2 separate regions of the Homo sapiens genome follow, and region 2 is linked to region 1. Evidence: chromatin contacts called from ENCODE Hi-C data. All regions are on one chromosome and are shown on one strand. The core of a region is the stretch at or near the end of the contact, and the rest is flanking DNA. Distances in the headings are between cores, read along the strand shown.

Region 1 (6,092 bases), core at 1,673-4,172:
ACTATGATGTTCCTGCCTCAGTCAGTCGCTGTTAGGAATTTTACTAACCACGAGAAGAGCCAGAGGACAGGAAAAAGAATCTAAGCTGGTCATCAGGTGACCAAGGTTTTGGTCAGGACTCGTCTACTTGCTTGGTGGTTGATTTCAGGGAAGTAACCTACATTATCTGTTACTGTTTGGTCTTCTCAGTGGAAAGTTCTCTCATCACATTAGGCTCTTAATATGACAAAAAGAAACTTAGGAAAGCAGTTTTTAAAAAGCAAAGTTTATTCTTGTTTTGTTTCTGTTTGGCTGCTTATCATACAGCAGAACAGACTACTGAAAACTGGACATTCAAAGCCTGAATTTCAAGACCTCACACTTGACACTTCCATGAAAGCAGGCAAAAGACTCAGGTGCAGGCAAGGAAAGGGGCTTCCACTGGTAGACAAGACCTTCATGCTTAGCCTTTGGTAACAAATGTCCAACAAGGAATGGCAGGTGATTTGGATGGTGGTAGGAGCGTAACAAAGAGGAATCTCAGAGCAGGGCATGTGTAAAGTTCCAGGCAGGGAGCAGCAGTGCTATTTCTCAGGACTCAGCAAGTCCTAGCTTGCAGGAGTGGTTTCAGGACAGGAGTCTCATCCCCGGATATTATGAGCCCCTCCTACCCATTTCAAATCACCTCCTAGGCTGGGTGCCAGATATTAACTAGACGGCTTCCACGAAGCAAGCTTGGATCAATGCTGGGTTTGCACCAAAGAAGGAATCCTTTAATCCCTCCCCTTCTTTTTTAGAGACAGGGTCTCACTACATTGCCCAGGCTGGTCTTGAACTCCTGGCCTTAAGTGATCCTCCCACCTCAGCCTTCTGAGTAGCTGGCATTACAGGTGTGAGTCGTTGCACCCAGCTGAATCCCCTCTGACTGAGAAAAGAACTGGCGCCAAGCTGAGCCTGAACTTGCTAATGGTATGAGTCAAGGAGTGTGCCCAATTAAGTTAATGGGCTCATCCATTGCCATGTGGACTATACAGTACCTGCTACCCCAAAGAGGCAGAGTCTGTTTTCCCACCTTGGGGGTGGCCTTGATCGTGAGACTTGCTTCGTCTAATAGAATGAGATAACAGTGACCGAGCACTACTAGTTTTGAACCTAGGTCTCGAGAGACCTTAATGCTTTTTTTTTTTTTTTTTTTTTTTTTTTTTTTTCTGTTTTGATCTTCTGCCATGGCCATGAGAAGGACATGCCCAGACTAGGTCACTGGTCCTGTGAGGAGGATGAGAGCTGTGTGGGGCAGAGCTGCCTCAGCTAAATTCTACCAGCCAAGCCCAGGCTAGAGCAGTGACCCCAGATGATCCCCCAAATGCACGAATGAACCCAGCTGAGGTCAGTCAAGTTCAGTACAGCTCAGCAGCCAACCCTCAGCTGATCCACTGACACATAAGCCACAATAATAAGTGCTCATTGTCTTAAGGTACTGAGTTTGGGATAATTTGTTACACAGCAAGAGGTAACTGATACAAGTGGCTACTATGTTAAGCTTGGGGATACCAACATGAATTAACACTAAATATCCACCTGCAAGTAACTTACAATGTAATGAGGAAGCAACAGTTACAATAAGGTAAGTGATATATGCTACTAGAGTTAGGGTTAGAGTTAGAGAACTTGAGAGGAACTTAACGGGTGCTATAAAAAAGGAACTCAATAGGTGCCATTCGGGTTCAGAGAAACAAGGCACAAACTCTGCCTTGGAGGTTAGCAAAGCCTGAGAATGAGAGTCTTGTCTACCAGTGGAGGCTCCCTTTCATTGCCTGCTTCTCAGGCAGAAAGGAAGTTTTCTCCAAAATAACACATGTGCCAAGCAAGGTGTGGACAAATAACCAGACAGCTCTGAGCATGCCCTGCATCGAACACTAGACCAATTGCTTATGGTTGGAAACAATTGAGATCAGACCCAAGGTTTGACTCACATAGGAACAAGTTAACTTCCTGGGATCCAGGGCAACAGAATCCACCTTCACCTCCAGTGGGCCATCTTGCGAAGGAAAGCTGTTGGACTCTAAAGGTGCAGTGGGGTCGGTCCATATCCATGGCCAATCCTGAGTGAGGGCCTTGCTGATGTGGAGAACCCCAGCTTAGTCACTGAGCAGGCATCTCCTTGTCCAAATACCAAGGACAGACACCGCAGGCCACCGACCACTGTAACAGCAAAATAAATTTGTTCCAGGGAAAATGCTAAACATGTGACTGATTTTTTTCCTGTAGTTCTTAAAAAAAAAAAATTCCCTGTGCATCTTGATGATGCATCATTTGTAAGATGCTTTGTTTGCCTACAGTGGTGTCTGGTGGAGGACTAGGGATGGACACTCTAATTCAGAAAGTAAAGAAAAGTAATTGACAGCTTTCCTTCTGTAATTTTGTTTGAGTTCATAAAATAGAGAATTGCTGTAAGCCTAAAAGCAACTGATGGCTGACACCAAAATCGAAACATGGATATGCTCAGCCTGACATCTTAGGAAGCCGCCAACGATACTGTGTGCAAGCCCATCACCCAGCATCTCCCTGGGTATCCCAGGCTTCTTAACCAGAGGAACTTGCACAGAGAAACCAAATTGTGGATGGTTACAGCCATGTGAGTAGGGCTGATCTATCTTTACCTGACAACTGCACATGCAAGGTTAGCCCTTGTTCTGAAGAGCAGATTCTTCTCTGAAATCTGATGCTCTTTGTCTGGACTTTTCAGAAGGAGAGAGAGCATAATGCTTAATTTTATAAGTGACTGATTTGAACTGTGTAACGTCTAGAGATATTTCTCAGAGGTTTACTATCGGTCACAAAAAATATAACATGACTCAGAGAAGAACTGATTTCCCTTTTTTGAAAAGTAGAGAAGCCACAGGGCAAACAAATGAGGCAGCTTCCCCTGGCTCATGCGGAAAGATTGACGTCAATCTCCAAGTAGCTGAGACAGCTCACGCTTGCTTGGGCTCATGAGGAAGAAGTGGAAATCTCTGTGCCACAAAACCCAAAGGCATAATGTCAAAACCCCATCTGTAAGCAGGAGAGAGCTTCAAGGCTGGATGGGCCATGGTCTGATTACAGAGCCAGTTTCACAAAAGACATGGGGTTTACAGCATCACAGGGAGAAAGAGGAGATCGTCAGTTAAATGAAAGAGAACAGTGGATAAAATGACTCTTTTAAGTGTGCTGCCTTTCAGTTCACTGGCTCACAATTTAATGGCAAATAACCAGAAAAATGCCACAAGTCGTCCTTGCTATGAAGTCTCCAAACTCTAGCTAGGTTTAATGGTGCAACATCTGCATATTTGTATTAGTCTGTTTTCATGCTGCTGATAAAGATATACCTGAGAGTGAGCAATTTACAAAAGAAAGAGGTTTAATTGGACTTATAGTTCCACATGGGTGGGGAGGCCTCACAATCATGGCGGAAGGCAAGGAAAAGCAAGTCACGTCTTACGTGGATGGCAGCAGGCAAAGAAAGAGAATTTGTGCAGGGAAACTCCCATTTTTAAAACCATCAGATCTCATGAGACTCATTCACCATCATGAGAACAGCTCAGGAAAGACCGCCCCCCACCCCCATAGTTCGATCACCTCCCCTTATGGGAATTGTGGGAGTTACAGTCAAGATGAGATTTGGGTGGGGACACAGCCAAACCATATAAATATTCCAGCTGCCACTTTGCAGAGTAAATGGTGAGAAGTGATTGGAATCTGGATATAGAGTGCAGGTCAAGCTGACAAATTTTGTATATGGTTTACATGTAGAGCATGAGAGAAAAGAGAAGGCAAGGATTACACCAAGGCCATGACCTGAACAGCTCTTGCCTCGGTGCCTCCAGGTGTGTGGGATGTGTTTGCTTTCTGCTTCTACCTTTCTGGTGCTACTATCAACTTTTTGTCCAGGAACCCCTTGTCTATGGAGTTGTGCCTTCCAGTGGTGTAGACCATCTGCTTCTTCTTCCCAAACCAGGAAACCGAAATGCCACAAAACAGCGCATGCCCTTACTGCGTGTGAAGTCCTTCGGCATTTTATCTTCTCTTCCATTAGTTGTATTTTTTAAAAAGTTTCTCAAAATCCACTACACAGATTCTCTATCCTCTATCGAGTCATGACCCACAATTTTGAAAATCACTCTTTCAGACAACACTGTATGAGAATATTTTTCCTGCTTGAAGCCAAGGGAGAAATAACACTGCTTCTATCCCCAGGCACACTCTAAAGGACACTGGAGAAAGGGGACAGAACCAGCAGCAGGTGCCCACACGTCAGGAAACACTCATCCGCTGAAACAGCTGAGCTTGCCTGGAGATTTGCAAGCAATATATCCAGGAACAACTCCTGGGCTTTTCTCCTGCTGAGCTCCCAGGATCACTCCCTTAGACTCAAATTGTCACCCCCAACTCGCTGTGGTGGCTGCATGGTCCAGATGGCGCTGCACCAACCACTCCTCTGGGGCTGGGACTCTAGGAAGCAAGTGACACACCTTCTTAAGACTAACCCGCAGGTCGGCTTTCTTATTTTTTTTTAAGCAATAATCTCTATGGAGACACCAACAGAGGGTAACAGTAATCATCAACAGAGAGAAGGCTTCGGAACACACAACACTTTCAGAATATGACAGTTTATAATGTCTTGGCCCATATCTACTGTGAAGCAGCAACATCAGTCTTCCAGCCTCTGACCATCACTCTCCTTTGTGAAGGCCCAGCAAGGAGCCCTTTCTAGTCCATGTTGATCAGCCACCTGCCTTGAGGAACTCGATTTAGGCTGTTTTATAACCATTGATTTGTGTTCATTAACTTAAACCTCGTCTCTTTTTAATGGGTTCTTCTATTAGTCTTAATAGTTTTTAATTTGTAATTAAAGTTTCCTAGAGTCACAAATTAAATATCATATCACAGGCAAATATAGATCATTTTGTCTTCTTGACTTAAAAAGTTATACCTTGTATTGCTGTTTCTGGACTTATTTCATTGCCCCGAACTTTTAGAGCTACATTAGACAATAGGAAATGGCAGGTATTTCGGAATTTATTGGAAATGCTTTCAACTTTTCTTTTCTTTCTTTCTTTTTGAGATGGAGTTTCACTCTTGTTGCCCAGGCTGGAGTGCAATGGTGTGACCTTGGCTCACTGCAACCTCTGCCTCCTGGGTTCAAGCAATTCTCCTGCCTCAGCCTCCCAAGTAGCTGGGATTACAGGTACACACCACCACACCCAGCTAATTTTGTATTTTTAGTAGAGACGGGGTTTCTACATGTTGGTCAGGCTGGTCTCGAACTCCCGACCTTAGGTGATCCACCCGCCTCAGCCTCCTAAAGTGCTGGGATTACAGGCAAGAGCCACCATGCCCAGCCGCTTTCAACTTTTCTCTCTTAAAGTATAATATTGTCTCGTTGGTATAAGATGTCATCCTATAATATCTAGTTAAGAGGGTTTTTAAAAATAACAATGATAGTTAAGCTTTATTAAATACTTCTTCAGCATCTATTTTTTTTTATTTTGTATTTTAAAGTATGCATTAATAGATTTCCTACCATTATATTAATATTACTCTGTCTTCTTGGAATAAGCCTTCAATGACATACTGAAATATTGTAACATATCTATGAATTTATTTTCAAGTGTTTTATTTAGGATGTCTGCAATTTTATTAATAACATGCTGTCTTTGCCAAAGTTGCTGATATTAAAAAAATAGATTATTTACATTAAAAATGATATTATAATTTTCTTTGTTATCTGGAAGAGTTTATAAAATATGGAAAGTCTCTTTTCCTCGAAAGCTTTAATGAATTTCCCAGTGAAATCTTCTGCCATGATTGTGAGGCCTCCCCAGCCATGCGGAACTATAAGTCCAATTAAACCTCTTTCTTTTGTAAATTGCCCAGTCTCAGGTATGTCTTTATCAGCAGCAAGAAAACAGACAAATACAAATATGCAGATGTTGCACCATTAAACCTAGCTAGAGTTCGGAGACTTCATAGCAAAAATGACTTGTGGCATTTTTCTGATCCCCTCCCTTCTCCAGGCTAATTTTTGTAGTTTTAGTAGAGACAGGATTTCGCCATGTTGGCCAGGGTGGTCT
Region 2 (6,092 bases), core at 1,716-4,215, 2.2 Mb after region 1:
CTCTTGCCCTCCAGGACTACAAATTCATTGTGGAAGACTGGGAAATAAAGCAATGACAGTTGGGTGCAATCAATGCTTTACCGAACTTAGGAAGAAATCAGGGAATCTTCCCAGGTGAGGTGCTACTTGGACATATATTTTCAAAGCAAATGAGTGAGAGTTATTCTAGCAGACAAGGAAAATGAGGTTGCTTTGGACAGAGAGAGGTGAAGGTGAGAAGGAGACCCACTTGCCTCTGGGGATCTCTCTTGGACTCAGGGGATGTGGATCAGTGGCAGGCACCCATCTGGGAGGATGGGGCTCACGTTTTGTGGACCTGTGGAAATGATATGGAGCAGGATATAAAAGTGGAATCATTTTGCTCAGCTTCAGAGGATCCCCAAGAAAATGACTGCTATGTTCCAAAGCAAAGTTTGAGGCCACTCTGCAGGAGGTGGTGAAGAAAACAGGCAGCTTTATTACTCTTAACCCTTTACCCACACTGAGAGTATAGAAAAAGGCTTGGAGATAAAAAGAAGATTTTGGAGAGAGTTATTGATATGTCGTGAGTCCCAATCCCACCCCCAGGGGAGTGGATGGATAAATGTATACCATGGGTAAAGAGATGAAGCCCTCACCCTCCAGAGTGGGTGCCCAGTCTACAGAAGGCATGGACCGGCAGGGAGGGGTAACTGCAAGTGAAATCGCACATTTTAATGGAGTCACTACGCTGGATGTTTGAACTACTACCTTGGATGGTCACTTGTATTATCTGGAAGTGACCAGAATACTGATGAAATGTGACCTAAATTTCATTCAAGGGCAGGAGAAGATTCAGCATCCAGTGTAAATTTGAAAGATTGATGGGATTCAAAATAAAATTACTATATCGTTATATCCACGAATTGAATTGTGCTTGTTCAATGACATAGTGGTTACAGATATGTGCAATTTTTTCTCCTGGGAGAAGGGTATATATATATATATATATATATATATATATATATATATATATATATATATACACTTTTTTTTTTTTGAGACAGAGTCTTGCTCTGTCACCCAGGCTGGAATGCAGTATGTGATCTCGGCTCACTGCAACCTCTGCCTCCCGGATTCAAGTGATTCTGCTGCCTCAGCCTCCCGAGTAGCTGGAACTACAGGTGCCCACCACCATGCCCGGCTAATTTTTGTATTTTTAGTAGAGATGGGGTTTCACCATATTGGCAAGGCTGGTCTCGAACTCTTGACCTTGTGATCTGCCCTCCTCAGCCTCCCAAAGTGTTGGGATTACAGGCGTGAGCCACCGCGCCCGGAGGGGTTCATATCTTTATAAGGACAAAAAAGGATCCAGGATTCAGAAAGGTTATTACAGCTTCTGTGGATGGGGGGAAGGCATTCAGTTGGGTCAGGGGTCATCGTATGATCAGCTTTGCGTTGTATGCATCATATGCATCGTATGATCAGTGGCTTCCTGTCGGAGCAGGTCGGAGAAAATGACTGCTAGGTCTGGAGGCAGGGAGACCAGTGCCAGGGCTGGGGGGCTGCTGTGCGAGCACAGGCCCTGCAAGGCTGAGGGCTCGTAGCTTGGGTTGGAGAGCTCAGGGCAGGCTGGAGAGATGCCTGAAGGCCTGAGTCGATGGGAATAGGGACGAGCAGATGTTGAAGACGAAGGCAGAATGAAGACGGTCCCCGGGATTCTGGGCTGAGCCCCTGGATGGATGGTGGTCTTGTAACCGAGCTGAGGGAATAAAAGGAAAAGTGGGGTCAGGGGGATAATGACTGGCTCAGACCAGGAATTCGAGGTACCAGGTTTTGTGCTTGGGAGAGAGATGTGGGCTAGATTTGGGAGAAAGTAGAGACACGGAGTGCAGGCAATTGTTTTAGAATCTTAGAAAGTATAACATAATATAGAAGACAGAATATGGAGTTTGTTGGTTTGCTTTTAATTGGGGACACTTGGATATATTTGTAGAAAACTCAGGCCACTAGTTTTCACTCCAAAGAGGAGAACTCTGGTCCACAGGTGGTGGCTGGCAACCAGGGCAGAGCAGAGGTGGGGAAGACACATGGCCCCCAAGGAGCCTGATATCTTGGGGCTGCCGGGCATGCTTGTTCACTATAGTCACTCAGGGTATTCGCCTTCACTGCCCTTGGATTCTGTGGGACACCCCGGGTCCTTTCTGTGCCTTCGTCATCTTTAGAAGCTTCCATGTGGCTGGGAGGGCTTCTGTTTCTAGCAACTGAAGGATGTGAGACAAACGCCCTGACTTCCAGGGGCTCTGTCGCCCAAGGGAGTTTGAGAGTTCGTGCCTGGTGGGCTCACTCACGGGTCTGAAATGCCCCCTCTGCTGGGATCCAGAGCCCTCCTTCTGTCACCCTGCCTAAGAAGACAACACCCAGGCTTTCCGCTTCATTTACCGTCTCAAAGTCACATCACGTAGAAACTCAGGGTTTCTATTTGACATTTCTTCCGCATTTGTGCAGATGTCTGTAGGAAAGACACATGCTACACCCCAGGATCTGGGAGCCAGAGTGCCACAGGCAGCCAATCAATGTTTAGACGATGATGTTCAAGGTATGGCAAGAAGAGTGCACAAAATATTAGGGCTCCGGGGAAGAATGAGTGTATCAAATCGTCAATAAAAGTGTGGCAGACGGACAAAATCAACTTTCAGTGCTGCACTTTACAACTTGGTTATGAAACACTACGATTTCATGGTATATGACACGGAATCTCTTCTATCTGGGGATGTAAAATAAAACCCCTGGGAATATACTTTACAGTTCTTATGGGGAGAGCTCACTGTGTTTTCCAAGCCAAATAAATTTATATTATTAGAAAGAGAAGTCATGTTTATTTATTAAATTATTTGCCTGGTTTAGTGTATCATTGTTGAATTTCACACACCGAAAACATACGGCGTAATGAGAATTGAAAAGCCCCAACTTTAAAGTCTGCGAGAAAGGAAATGAAGTTGTGGACAGCTGTTCTCTGTTTCTCAGCACGACTACAAAGGAGGGGCCACGTTTCACCACTGTAAGTTTTGCTTCCTTTTCAGAGACTCATTGCATGTATTCCTGGAGAAAATACAGGACCACGTTTTGTGAGTTGTGAAGCACCAACGATGCGATGTTTTGCTCCCGTACCAGAATTTTCTTTCTAACGATTCTTGGTCCCAGGAGAAGCTAGATAATTAGCTAAGTTTGTTGAATTTGTGATAGGAAGATGATTTTTTACATCGTTGTAGGCACAATGGGTACTTTGATGACAGGTGTGCCCCTGGGGGAAAAGGACCTCTTTGAGGCCTCCTTCTGGAAGGACGGCTTCTCAGGGCCCACTCACTGACACACACCTCTTGACTTCAGTGATCAATGAAGTTCCCCCTCTGTCTCTCTGAGTCCATCTCTCTCCACAAGGGCAGGGCTAGTTCACATTGTGATTTTTACTACATAGATACTTTTCCACTATAAATTTAATAAAATTTGTTGTCAGTTTTTGGTGGTTATAATGATAAATTAAATTTACAGGTATCAGAGTGTGCTCTGAGATTTAAATTGTAACATCCAAAGATGAGCAGACAGCCAGTCACCGTGGAGAGGGCGCTCAGGCCTGCCAGACGTGACCACCCTCCTGCCTGAAGCTTTACTCACTACAGGAAGAGAGGGTTGGAGAACCTGGGCAGCAGAGAGTGCGCAGAGCACCAGAGGCAAACAGATGTGGGCAGTGCCATCCAGACCCTGCCTGGGGATGGGGAGCCTCGTTCAGGGGACTGGGCGACCCAGCCCACTGGCAGGAAGGGCAAGGAGGCTGTGTTTCCTGTGACCGTTATGCAGGAGGCTCACTTAGCCCACTTCCTTTGCTCTGAATCCACCCCAGTGAAAGCATGTTCTCACTATGTTTTGGCTTCTCTCTAAGAGCTGCCTACAGGGAGAGAAAGGGGCTGGCCTTGGAGGTGGTTGTTCCCACTGTAAATCAATGCAGCATTGGCCCTGTGACTTTTGTCTTCCCCTGAACAGTACATCCTCTCTTGTCGGGCTTCAGCAGCATTGACTCTAGAGTCAGAGAGTTGGAGGTTGGTGGAGACTTCTTATTCCACCTGTCTTAGATGGCATCCATCACCCCTGTCCATAGACACACATTGTCATGATGACAGGTGGTTGTGAGACCTCAGCAATAATGATTCTAGAAACTGCAGAAAACCTAGTACAGTGTGAAGAAGGAAATAAAAGTTGCCCAGAGCCTCTTTATAGAGAGCTAATGACTGTTTACAAATATTATTCTTGTTTTTTTCTTCTTGCTTTTTAACATATTTCAAGTCCTACAGTATAAAAGTGTTAGTATACTTATGGAAGTTCAGGTCCTAACTGAGAAATGTTCTTTAGAGAGGCAAATTTATCTCTAGGCTTATCTGTCAAAGAATGTATATTCTTTATACACAAAAGAATAGGCTCCACAAATATATGTATAAAGTTGGTTTGGATTTACCGACAAGCAGATTATTTTCTTTGTTCACGTTTCCTTCTTGCATATCAGACCATTTTTTTCCTGAGACCATTTTATTCCTTTAAGTAGTGGAACCTTTTGAGAAGTTCCTTTAAGGAAGCTTTGCTGGCAGAAAACTCAATTTTTTGATAGTTAAAATGTTTTTTAAATTTTTGCACTCATTCTTAATAGGTAATTATCCTGGGCTTACAATTCTAGATTGACAGCTGTGATCTTTCATCATGTTAGAGATATGAATCCACTGATTTCTGGCTTCCATTTTTGCAGCTGAAAAGTCATATTTCAATCTAATTGCCTATTCTTTGTGCAGTCTGCCTTTTCTCCAGGCTGCTTTTAAGATCTTCCCTCTTATCTTTCATTCATTTTTTTTTTTTTTACAGCGTATCTGGGTGCTAGCTCTTCCAATGCCTTCTGCCTGAGATTTGTTGTGCTTCCTGAATCTGAGGATTTGTGTCTTTCATCAATTTGGAAAACTCAGAGGAGCCACTTTCCCTGATTGTTGTGTCATCCCATTCTCTGAAGTCTTTCCTTCTGGAATTGCAATTAGACATATCTTCCACATTCCCACTGGCCTTTCCTAGTTTTCATTTCTCCTTCCCATTTCCCATGTCTATGTTTTTTTCTACATTCTAATGTTGCAGTCTGTATCTGATAATTTTAATAACTATAGTTTTACAGGTTTGATCCTGCTGTTTGTTGTTCCTGCTTAATTCTCATAGTATCTTGGGTTTTTTCATGTATTTTATGATTTAATTTTTTTTCTTATGAACTCATGATCAGTGGTATTCAGGGAATGGTTTGAGGCCTAGGTTGAGAATGCCTCTCCCAGAAAGCATGTGTGTTTGTTTCAATCTGGCTACTGCATGAAGGCCTACTTTAAACTGAATTCTTAGCCAAGATATTTTTGGACCACAAAGATGTTATGAAATCAGGCCCTAAACCCACATAAAGTCTGGTATGTTATTTTGAATTCTCAGGGAACATTTTTTCTCCCTCCCACCAGAACCTAGGTTAAGATGGTAAGATTTTCACCATCTCCCTCGTTAATCTTCCCAGGGAGGGTGTGGCATCTTGCAGGGAGGTCTTTGATCTGACTTCTCAGCTTTGTCACCTGCCCCGTCTTTCATGAGCAAACCAATTCAGGAAGAGGACAGCTGAGCAAGGACACTGTAAACCTTACGGGCAAGAGTTATCATTCAACTTAGGAGGAGAGCTCCATGTGACTCTCTAATGGCAGAGACTATGGAGCATTGTTTGAAGAGAGTTGCAGATGTTGACCTTCTCTGACATAACAGCCAATAAAAACTCACATAAGCACAGTTCAGTATTTATTTAATTGTGATTTATACTTACTGGATGAGTTTCTTGCCAACTAGCTTATTAAAAGCTCGTGCACATGCATCTAAAGAGGTCATACGATCATTCTGGAGTGTCATTCCTGATGACAAGCAACAAGGGCGCACATATTTAAAGCTATTCTTACAACTTTAACTTGAGCATCTTTTGGTCGAAAATTGGCATAGTTTAATTAAGTGAAAAACCTTAATTACCTTAGGTCCACCTTGGAAGGAACCTGAGACTGCTTTAATGTGTTACTAAGAACTCA

Evidence for each region. Hi-C counts contacts between places; a loop is a spot of excess contacts on that map. Pooled maps may share reads with other maps.
Region 2: a loop to region 1 is called in a pooled map, with 4 times the contacts of the local background. The contact joins two enhancer-like sites. A Hi-C loop is called at or near these places in 2 of 37 single-sample maps with no recorded cell type and 6 of 50 pooled maps.

The regions. Positions count from the first base shown.
Region 1 is chr2:234,306,054-234,312,145 of GRCh38, forward strand. No RefSeq gene overlaps it. Among named protein-coding and RNA genes, the nearest start is that of LINC01891, 150 kb to the right of the region's middle. RefSeq lists an enhancer at 2,990-3,129. Within about 2 kb of position 2,923, at least 5 of the 41 ENCODE cell types and tissues checked have a DNase peak (open chromatin) inside an H3K27ac peak, as active enhancers do.
Region 2 is chr2:236,542,991-236,549,082 of GRCh38, forward strand. It overlaps a transcript of ACKR3 not described here. Among named protein-coding and RNA genes, the nearest start is that of ACKR3, 24 kb to the right of the region's middle. RefSeq lists enhancers at 2,133-2,262, 3,383-3,432. Within about 2 kb of position 2,966, at least 7 of the 41 ENCODE cell types and tissues checked have a DNase peak (open chromatin) inside an H3K27ac peak, as active enhancers do.